Regions from separate parts of the Homo sapiens genome. Here region 2 is linked to region 1. A link is a loop called in an ENCODE intact Hi-C map of the cell type or tissue named here. Cell type or tissue: Caco-2. All regions are shown on one strand.

Region 1 (5,000 bases):
CGTGCACCGTGCGCTGGCAGTCTCCCGACACTGACAGAATGTCATGATCCAGCCAACGAAGAGGTTTAAGAATGAAGCCAGGTCACCTTTCCACTCCCCAGTGCTAAGTAAGGAGGAATCTGTCATTACTGAGTACACTGATACTTACAACCAGGCTTCTTCCATTTATCCAATTCCCTGCAGTAAGAATGGCGGCGACAGTACTTTCTTCACCAAGCTTTATCCACACGATAAATACGCTGACAATGACACGTTTTCATTTTCTAACACTGAAGACTATCCAGGGTTGGCCAAAGTGTCAGTGCTCTCACTTACAATGCCAGAGCTGTGATTTTTGGGGGCAAGATTCTTTTACCTTAAAAGGCATTATCCAACCTCAATAAAGCAGCAGGCTAGGCGAACATCAACAGCTACTAACATCACAAAAAGAGATGGACGTCCACACGTGCCTCCTCACTGGTGAAATGCTCCAGCAAAACACAACAGTCAAACAAGCAAAACAGCAACAGACTCTGAGCAGGGCCTGAGGTCTAACTACCAATTTACAGAAATACAGGAGACACGGGGGAACGCAGAAAGGACACCAACAGCAAAATCCAGATGGGGGACACCCTCCAGGACAAATGACTGGTTCTTCTACAAAGAGACTGCTAAGGACAAGAGGCAGAGGGGGGACCTGTAGCTAGAAAAGGCCTCACGAGCCCTATCCACCAATTATAATGTATGGAGCTGATTTGGATCCAGATTCAAACAACTACACTGTAAACCATTTTTCTTTTTTTATGAGACAGGGTCTCTGTCATCCAGGCTGGCATGCAGTGGTATGATCACAGTTCACAGCAGCCTCGAACTTCTGGGTTCAGGCTATCCTCCCACCACAGCCTCCTGAACAGCTGGGACTACAGACATGTGCCACCGTACCTGGCTAATTTTTTATATTTTTTGTCTACATAGGGTTTTGCTATGTTGCCAGTTTGGTCTAAAACTCCTGGGCTCAAGTGATCCTCCTGCCTTGGCCTCCCAAAGTGTTGGAATTACACAGACATGAGCCATTGCACCTGGCTTCAAAGACATTTTGAATGAAGTTTCAAAAGCTAGCATTCCTAAACCAAATCATGCCAATGCAGTCTACAATGAGGCAGGTCTACGTTCCCAGACTCCTCAAGGCTCACGCGTAGGTCTGGGGCAGGCACATCTTAGAAGCACATCCGTTTCATATCATCAAGACACTCCACACCTGGGCACCACTCACAGCTGAACTAAGGCCCCGGACACAAGGTATAGGGGCCTGGCTCCTTCGCCCCAAAGCAAGACAGCTCCTGGAGCGAGGGGTGCAGACACCACCACCCAGCCTCCTCCCCTTCACCCACAGGTCTCACACCAGGGCGCACTAACCTCAGCCAACCCAGCCCGGGAGTGATGTCCAGCCGCGCTGCTCCCCACCACGCCATCACCTCACCTTGTGTTATTCTCTGCATGGCTTCTAGTGTCAGTGTTTTTGTTTATTTTTTATTGTCTGCTTCCTATCACTAGAACAGAAGTTCTGAAGAGGCAGGCAGAGTCCGGCCTTGTTCTCCTCTAGCTGGAGAGCCCACACCAGGGCCTCTGTGCGGTGGCGGGAATGGATGAACTGGTTCCGGGAGCCCAGGACCTCCATGCTGGGCCCCCAGAGGCACGTTAGGGTTATCTTTCAGGGTTATCGTTAACCCTAAACGCCGTGCCTAGAAGGTTTAGGGTTAAAGATAACATCCACAGTGCCTGGGAGTAAAGACTTTCTGAAGAAAGATGAAGTTACCACTTTTAATGTAAGCCTCTCTTCAGAAAATAAGAAAATGAAAGAAAATGGTGATTCAATGGCTAGAAGACTGCAGCCAGGCAGGAAAGATAAGAAACCTAATAAAATCTAGCAAACTAGAGGCGACTGTGTGTAAACTCTCACTGACAAGATAGAGTCCACATGAAAGAAGGGCTGAAGTCAAGGAGGTGAAAGGCTGCATGACAAAGAAGGGAATCTAGAGGATCAAAGGCAGCAAGTCCCCTCCTCCCTCCTCCCCGGGGACACCACTCTCCCCCTGGGGACAGAGCAGAGCAAGGCGGTCACCACAGGACCTGCGCCTCCCAGTCGGGGATGGCGAGTCCAGGACCCAGGACGCCCTGCTGCGGCTTTACTCACAGGAGCCGCGGTCTCGGGCTTGGACGCTGGGGCCTTAAAGGTGGATGTCGTCCTGGCCGAATCTGCTCTCCTGTCGGCAGCTGCCCCCATGGACAAGCATTCCAAGTAGTCGGGTGGGGGGATGACAACACTGCTATTCTCAGACAAGTTCACGGTGCTGATGCTTCTCACTGGTGTGGGGCTCAAACCCAAAAAGGACACAGCACGTGTTAGATAATGTCTCACCACCAAACCCCAAACATCCTCTGTGTCCCTGACCAAGGACAACAGTAATAGTACATCACCAATCAAAACCTGATCTTGATCTCACACACACAGACACACACAGTACATATATCAATACAAAACACTGTATTTTTTAAATTTTTTTGCGACAGAGTCTCACTCTGTCACCCAGGCTGGAGTGCAATGACATGATGTCAGCTCACTGCAACCTCTGCCTTCTAGGTTTAAGTGATTCTTCTGCTTCAGCCTCCTGAGTAGCTGGGATTACAGGTGCACGCCAGTGTGCCCAGCTAATTTTTTGTATTTTTAGTTGAGATGGGGTTTCACCATATTGGCCAGGCTGGTCTTGAACTCCTGACCTCAGCTGGGATTACAGCATGAGCCACCACACCCGGCCTAAAACACTAATGTTTTTAGTGGTTTCTAAACATATCCTCACAAGAAATTTTTTTTTTTTTTTTTGAGATGGGGTTTCCCTCTTATTGTCCAGGGTGGAGTGCAGTGGCGCGATCTTGGCTCACTGCAACATCCGCCTCCCTGGTTCAAGTGATTCTCCTGCCTCAGCCTCCCAAGTAGCCGGGATTACAGGCGCCTGCCACCACGCCCAGCTAATTTTTTTGTTTTTTGTTTTTTTTTTTTTTTTTTTTTTTAGTAGAGACGGGGTTTCATTATGTTGGCCAGGCTAGTCTTGAACTCTTGATCTCAGGTGATCTGCCCGCCTCGGCCTCCCAAAGTGCTGGGATTACAGGCATGAGCCCCTGCGCCTGGCCAAAAAATTATTTAAAAGACATGACAAAAGGAGAGGAAACCTTTTAAATTAGGGGCTGGCTCTTGATTGATTTAATCTAAGGAAAGAAATTGGAGACTAGCAAAAGCTGGAGTGAGCAATGAGCTAAGAGTTAAAAAAAAAAAAAATGTAAACACTTGAAATTTTAACATCCTAAAAGTGTTACTCAGTTTTTGTTCCCCAGCACAATGGCATTTTAGCTCTTCTGCTAGGGATGAAGATTGCAGACAGCATCAGACCCTGGGGAATGCAACGTCGGACCTGGAGGCCTTCTACCTGGCTAGCTGGATGGGTTATGGGGGTTCTGTGAACTTCGATCCTCCCGCCTCAGCCTCCAGAGTAGATGGGACAATGGGCATATGCCACTATGCCCTGGCTAATTGTTTATTTTTTTTGTAGAGATGGGGATCTTGCTATGTTGCGCAGGCTGGTCCTGAACTTGTGGCCTCAAGTAATCCTCCTGCCTCCATCTCCCAAAGTGCTGGGATTACAGGCACAAGCCACCGTGCCCGGCCAGTTTCCTCATTTTTTAAAGTGGGGGCCCACCTCATGGGTCTGCTGTGAGAATTAAGTGAAAAAATCAATGCAAAGTCCTTTGGACAGTCTCTAGGCAATAACTACTGTTAGTATCTGATCTGGAATACGGATTTGGGGGTTTTCGGCATGGAGGTGCTCAGCAAAGCCCATCAGTGTATTTCAAGCCATGGGAGTGGATGAGATGGCCCAGCACAGGCAGGAAGGATGGACCCAGGGTGACTCCCAAGAACACTGATGTTTAATTGATGGGCAGAAGAGGGGTGCAAAGAGCTGGTGAGGCAGAAGACAAACAGAGCACAGGTCAAGCAGCCGGGGCCAGAGAACATTCCAGAAAAAGCATACAACAGCGTTAAGGGCTGTAAGATAAGAACGGTAAGATAAGTGTAAGATAAGGACGGAAAACACATGGCTTGGGTTTAGCGACCAGGAGGGGCAGGGCACAGGGAGGGAGTTTCAGAGGGCTGCAGGACTGCGAGGAGTAGGTGGCCTGGGCTGGGTCTCCTCACAGCAGCAAAGCTCGGGGACAACAGAAATCACGGCAGACAGCACTGTGAGCCGCGGTCTCATCTCTGACTAGTCCACGAGAGCTGAGGCTTAGGGCAGGGCCTGCGACACAGCTAGATGGTGGTGTGTTACAGAAACGACAAGGCAGGGGTTTCTGTCACCGGGAGAGCTCAGCCACGTTCAGGGCTACCTTGGCGTGGGCACGGTCACTGCTTCTGTCTCATTTTCTTCCAGCAACTTCGTGTACGACGACGGGAACCAACCCCTCCTACCGGCAAAGAGGGAGAAAAGACCCTATCAGCAGTAGACATGTGGACGGCAACCTCCCTGAACAACCTGGTGAGAGCTCAGGGCAGACAGGTCCACTGCTCCAGAAACGCCCATGTGTGGAGGAAATGAAATTAAGGCTTTTAATAGGTAAATATGGACTTTCACATACACTGAACAATGTGTATTGTTAACAATTTTTTTTTAATAGAGACAGGGTCTCGCTCTGTTGCCCAGGCTGGAGTGCAGTGGTGCGATCATAGCTCACAGCAGCCTCGAACTCATGGGCTCAAGCAATCCCCCTGCCTCAGCATCCGAGTAGCTGTGACTAGAAGTGTGCACCACCATGCCTAGCTAAAAAGCAATATATGTTGTATGTATAACATTAATTTGATTTGGATTACCCCTTTTTTTTTCCATATTGGTTTTATTTAATACATCTGAACAATCTGTCTAGAAAACTGACAAGCTAGTTACAGGAAGGCTTGTGCACATAATTATGGCTGA
Region 2 (5,000 bases), 56 kb after region 1:
AGTAACTGGGACTACAGGTGCACGCCACCACACCTAGCTAATTTTTTATTTTTTCTAGAAATAGGGTCTCACTATGTTGCCCAGGCTGGTCTTGAACTCCTGGGCTCAAGCGATCCTCCCACCTCAGCCTCCCAAAGTGCTGGCATTACAGGCATAAGCCACCATACCTAGCATAGTTCTATTTTAGTGGTTGGCCAACTACTTCATCAGTCTAGACCAATCTATGTACTTCTACTTGATAATTTTTCCTTAAAATATGGTTTCATTGGGTGAACATTCTGCTCAAAGCCTTTGGTGTCCTCCCACTGCCCATGAGGTAAGGTCACACACCCCAGAGCCCGTAGTAGATTTTTACAGTAATGGCCTTCCAGGAATCACACCTCCCGGAATTCCCAGCGTATGTGGTCCCCTACCAGGTGGTGTGGCCATGGGACCTGCTTTGACCCACGGGTTATCAGCAAGCATGACTCCTGCAGGGACTTGAGAGGTGCTGGGCACTGGGGCTTATACTCTTAGGACACCACTGCTACTGAGTGAGGACAGAGTCTGGCCTCCTTGAAGGGGAAAGACCCCATTGCAGGGCTGCATCCAGCCCACAGCCCCACACGGGCCGCAGAAGACTGCAGGTGCAGGAGTGAGCCCGGAGGGTCTGGAGAACTGCCCTGCCTTATAGGAGAAATAAGAAACTGTTGCTATTCAAGTGCACAGTGATCTGACCCTATCCCGCCCACGCCCCAGCAGTGTGCCACCCATGCCAGTGTGGACCCCAGGTCCTGGCTTACTTGCTGTCTTTTTTTTTTTTTTTTTTGAGACAGAGTCTTGCTCTGTCACTAGGCTGGAGTGCAATGGCACGATCTCTGCTCACTGCAACCTTTACCTCCCGGGTTCAAGTGATTCTCCTGCCTCAGCCTCCTGAGTAGGTGGGATTACAGGCACCCGCCACCACGCCTGGCTAATTTTTGTATCTTTAGCAGAGACGGGGTTTCACCATGTTGGCCAGCCTGGTCTCAATCTCTTGACCTCGTGATCCGCCCGCTTCGGCCTCCCAGTGTGCTGGGATTACAGGCGTGAGCCATCGCGCCCGGCCGACTTGCTGTCTTTTATGCGTGCAGTAGTGTCTGCCTGCTGAAACCTAACATCTGGCAGATAGCTCATCTCCTGCAGGGCCTCCTCCCTGTTCCAGGCCACACCAACCCACACCACTCAAATTCTTGTGACACTGGTCTGTACAATGCTCCTAGCCATTCACCTGTAGACCTGGGTTTTTTTTTTTTTTTTTTTTTTTAATTTTTTTGAGACAGGGTCTTGCTCTGTCTCCTAGGCTGGAGTGCAGTGGTACAATCACAGCTCATTGCAGCCTCGAACTTCTGGACTCAAGCAATCCTCCCACCCCAGGCTCCTGATAGGTAGGACCACAGGAGCATGCCACCATGCCCAGCTAATTTTTTTTTTTTTCTGAGGCCGAGTCTCACTCTGTTGCCCAGGCTGGAGTGCAGTGGCATGATCTTGGCTCATTGCAACCTCTGCCTCCCGGGTTCAAGTGATTCTCCTGCCTCAGCCTCCCACGTAGTTGGGATCACAGGCACGTGCCACCACTCCCGGCTAAATTTTGTATTTTTAGTAGAGACAGGGATTTACCATTTTGGCCAGGCTGGTTTCGAACTTCTGACCTCAGGTGATCTGCCCACCTCGGCCTCCCAAATTGCTGAGATTACAGGCGTGAACCACCGCGCCTGGCCTGAGCTAATTTTTAAATTTTTTTTGTAGTGACGGGGTCTCGAATTCCTGGGCTAAAGCTATCCTCCTGTCTCAGACTCCCAAAGTGCTGGAATTACAGGCACGAGCCACCACGCCCAGCCTGCCTTGTGTTCTAACGTAACTGTGGACTGCACACCTGGCAGCCTCAACTATTTCCAAATTCTCACCAAGGACTTTACACATTTACCTACATTTCTCAATGGCTTCAGCAAAGGCACAACCAGATGGCCTGCAGAAATTCTGGAAATACCTTCTGAAGTATTTACTCCCCAGGAGGTGCTAAAGTGTCAAGAGCCCTTTGGGGAGAAGCCTTGTTAGCAGGAAGCTAAGCTGTAGGCAGCTCACTGGCTCACCTTGTAAAACTCTGCAGCTCATGCTAGAAAGAAAAAAAAAAAAAGAGGCAGCTCATGCTAGAAAGAAAAAAAAACTGCAGGTCACAGTGATTTCCTTCACAAGGACATCTAAAGCAATGACTTTGTGGCCTTGTGACTAAGCAATCTTCGAGGGAGAGTCAGCAGTGCACAGCTCTGGCTTTCTGGAGGACAGGGGCACTTGCAGAAGTCACGGGGACCACTGGAGGGCAAGGGAGCAAAATCCCAGACCTGCTGCATTTCCTGCTGCTGAAATCTCCGAAAGCACAGCAAGGCAGAAGAGTAAATGAGCAGTATACTTTTCCAGCGACTACACACAATGGTGCTCCTCCTCACCCAGAGTCCACAGTCTAGCCAGCTCACACCCTTTCCTGGGGCAGGTTCATGCTGAGCGAGAGTGAGGCCACAGGTTTATTTTCAAAATATCAACAGGGAGCAACCAGTATGGCAAAAAAGATAAGAGGCTGGGTGTGGTGGCTTAAGTTTATAATCCTAGCACTTTGGGAGGCTGAGGGGAGTGGATTACCTGAGGTCAGGAGTTCGAGACCAGCCTGGCCAACATGGTGAAACCCCATCTCTACTAAAAATACAAAAATTAGCTGGGCATGGTGGTGTACACCTATAATCCCAGCTACTTGGGAGGCTGAGGCAGAAGAATCGCTTGAGCCTGGGAGGCAGAGGTTGCAGTGAGCCGAGATTGTTCCACTGCACTCCAGCCTGGGCGACAGAGCAAGACTCTGTCTGGGAAAAAAAAAAAGAAAGAAAGAAAGAAAGAAGAGATAAGAAGATGTAAAACTTGATCTGAAGCTGCCTTCAAATCTGTCAGAAACTACATTTCTACTTATGTTACTTGGTGACAAAAGTAGAGCGGTGGGAGAGGGTGAAACTGGGGTCTGAGTGTTTTGGGGTGATACTTGCTACATTTTGGGGAAGAACTGTCTTGCCCATGTTAGAATTTGGTGATTGCTAGCGTTTTTAAGGTGATCACTGATGCATTTTAATCACAAAGACAGGCCAATAGCAATACTCAAGTTCATTTTAAATGAAGCATATATTTTGAAATGAGAACCTAAGTCCAACTGTTTAATTTAGATGTTTTTCCATTCAGGCTAAAAAAAATTTCTTCTTTTTTTTCTTTTTTGAGACAGACCCTTACTCTGTTGCTCAGGCTGGGGTGCAGTGGCACTATCACAGCTCATTACAGCCTCAGCCTCCCAGGCACAAGCGATCATCCCGCCACACACTCCTGAGTAGCTGGGACTACAGGCGCGCACCACCACGTGCAGCTAATTTCATTCAAGCTAAAAATATTGTTTCTCATGTAACTATCAAAAGTGACACATCGGGGAAAAAAAGATGAAAAAAGTGATACATCTAAAGACAAGAAATTCTTTTATATACATAAAAGGAGAATAATTTCTGTGCTGTAGGACCCTAACTTATAAATGTCTCATGTACACATTTTATATTTGTTAGTTTACCAAGAATTTGGTTTTAAAAGTAGAAAGCACGGTTTTATAGTTAAAAGACATCACTTAGAGTACCCTCACTTTCATTCAATTGACTTGTTTCAAATACGCTAATATCATTGTGTACTGTCATTGCAAAGTTCTGTAGATTAAATTCATTGTGAACAATTTTTAACCACTTAAAGGTATTTAAAAATTCAATACTAAGCATTTAAAAATAATTACATATTTACTGAGTGGCTTTATATATAATCAATTCAGAAAAACAGACTTACCGTTTACAGCTTTCTCATAATTTTTCCCCAGGTTTATTAAATTTCGCAGCCCAGGATTGAACTGTTCCATAACATTCTGCCAAACAAACAAAACACACAAATTAATAAAATAAAAAATAAACCAAGTCATCTTCAGATTTTGTCACTGTGTGGCCCAGGATAGCTATGGATGCCTAACAGCACAGTCTACAAAGTAATGAATGCTGATGTAAAAATAATGAAGCACACCTATTCCCTTACCTGATGGAACAGGGCTCACAGGTGGCAAGGTGCCCGTAACCCTGGCAGTTCTCAGTTGCCCAAGAGGCTGCCTGGAATCTGCTATAAGCGGAGCAGGCAGCAGTCATTCATGTCTCTACCATACCCTGCAGGGACTGTAGGCCTGGCATCCTCTTGGGTTTGAGTGGATTGCTAATGGTTCTCATTCTAGTGTTAAGGAACGCCTGTGGAGGATCAGCTACCTGTACTTACTTACAAAGGCAATGTTTCAAATAGATTTCGATGAATTTCTATCCACTGAATAGAAATTTCCAGGAGATTTTGTTTTTACTCTGCCTAATTATAGGGGTGTGGGCGGGGAGGGACGTGAAAGGGGGCATTGGTAGCATGTTGCTGATGGCCCCAGGACACAGGCCTGCCTGGAAACTTCTGGATGTCCCTGGCATTTTTTCTTTTTTTTTTTTTTTTTTTTTTTTTGAGACGGAGTCTCACTCTGTCATCCAGGCTGGAGTACAGTGGCACGATCTCAGCTCACTGCAACCTCCGCCTACTAGGTTCAAGCAATTCTCCTGCCCCTGCCTCCCGAGTAGCTGGGATTACAGGAGCCCACCACCACACCCAGCTAATTTTTATATTTTTAGTAGAGGCGGGGTTTCACCATGTTGGCCAGGCTGGTCTCGAACTCCTGACCTCAGGTTATCCGCGTACCTTGGCCTCCCAAAATGCTGGGATTACAGGCACGAGCCACTGCGCCCTGCCTCCCTGGCATTTTCCCACTGATTGGTTTATTCACCAAAGTTGTGTGGAGTAACTACCATGGGCCAGACCCTGTGCACACAGCTAAGGATTAGAAGGCACAGTTTCCCTCTCATGGATTTCATGGTGCAGCCAGTGTCCAGGTTTCATTT

The links. A loop is a pair of places that touch in the nucleus more often than their neighbours do. Peaks named below come from ENCODE experiments on the same cell type or tissue, not always from the same donor. Only the 100,000 strongest peaks of a DNase experiment are listed, where the experiment ranks them.
Region 2: a loop joins it to region 1, with 4 times the contacts of the local background. A loop is called at or near these places in 2 of 110 quality-filtered maps.

What each region holds. Positions count from the first base shown.
Region 1 is chr7:98,302,023-98,307,022 of GRCh38, forward strand. It overlaps BAIAP2L1 (BAR/IMD domain containing adaptor protein 2 like 1), which reads right to left. Exons shown (of 14, transcript NM_018842.5): 11 at 4,417-4,494; 12 at 2,174-2,354. It also overlaps a transcript of BRI3 not described here. Among named protein-coding and RNA genes, the nearest start is that of BRI3, 23 kb to the left of the region's middle. RefSeq lists enhancers at 3,822-4,322, 4,323-4,823. In Caco-2, no CTCF peak of the experiment used is centred here; DNase peaks (open chromatin) are centred at 1,629, 2,059 and 4,129; H3K4me3 peaks cover 697 bases.
Region 2 is chr7:98,358,484-98,363,483 of GRCh38, forward strand. It overlaps BAIAP2L1 (BAR/IMD domain containing adaptor protein 2 like 1), which reads right to left. Exons shown (of 14, transcript NM_018842.5): 2 at 3,874-3,949. Among named protein-coding and RNA genes, the nearest start is that of BAIAP2L1, 40 kb to the right of the region's middle. RefSeq lists enhancers at 1,218-2,095, 2,096-2,975, 3,926-4,687. In Caco-2, no CTCF peak of the experiment used is centred here; a DNase peak (open chromatin) is centred at 2,388.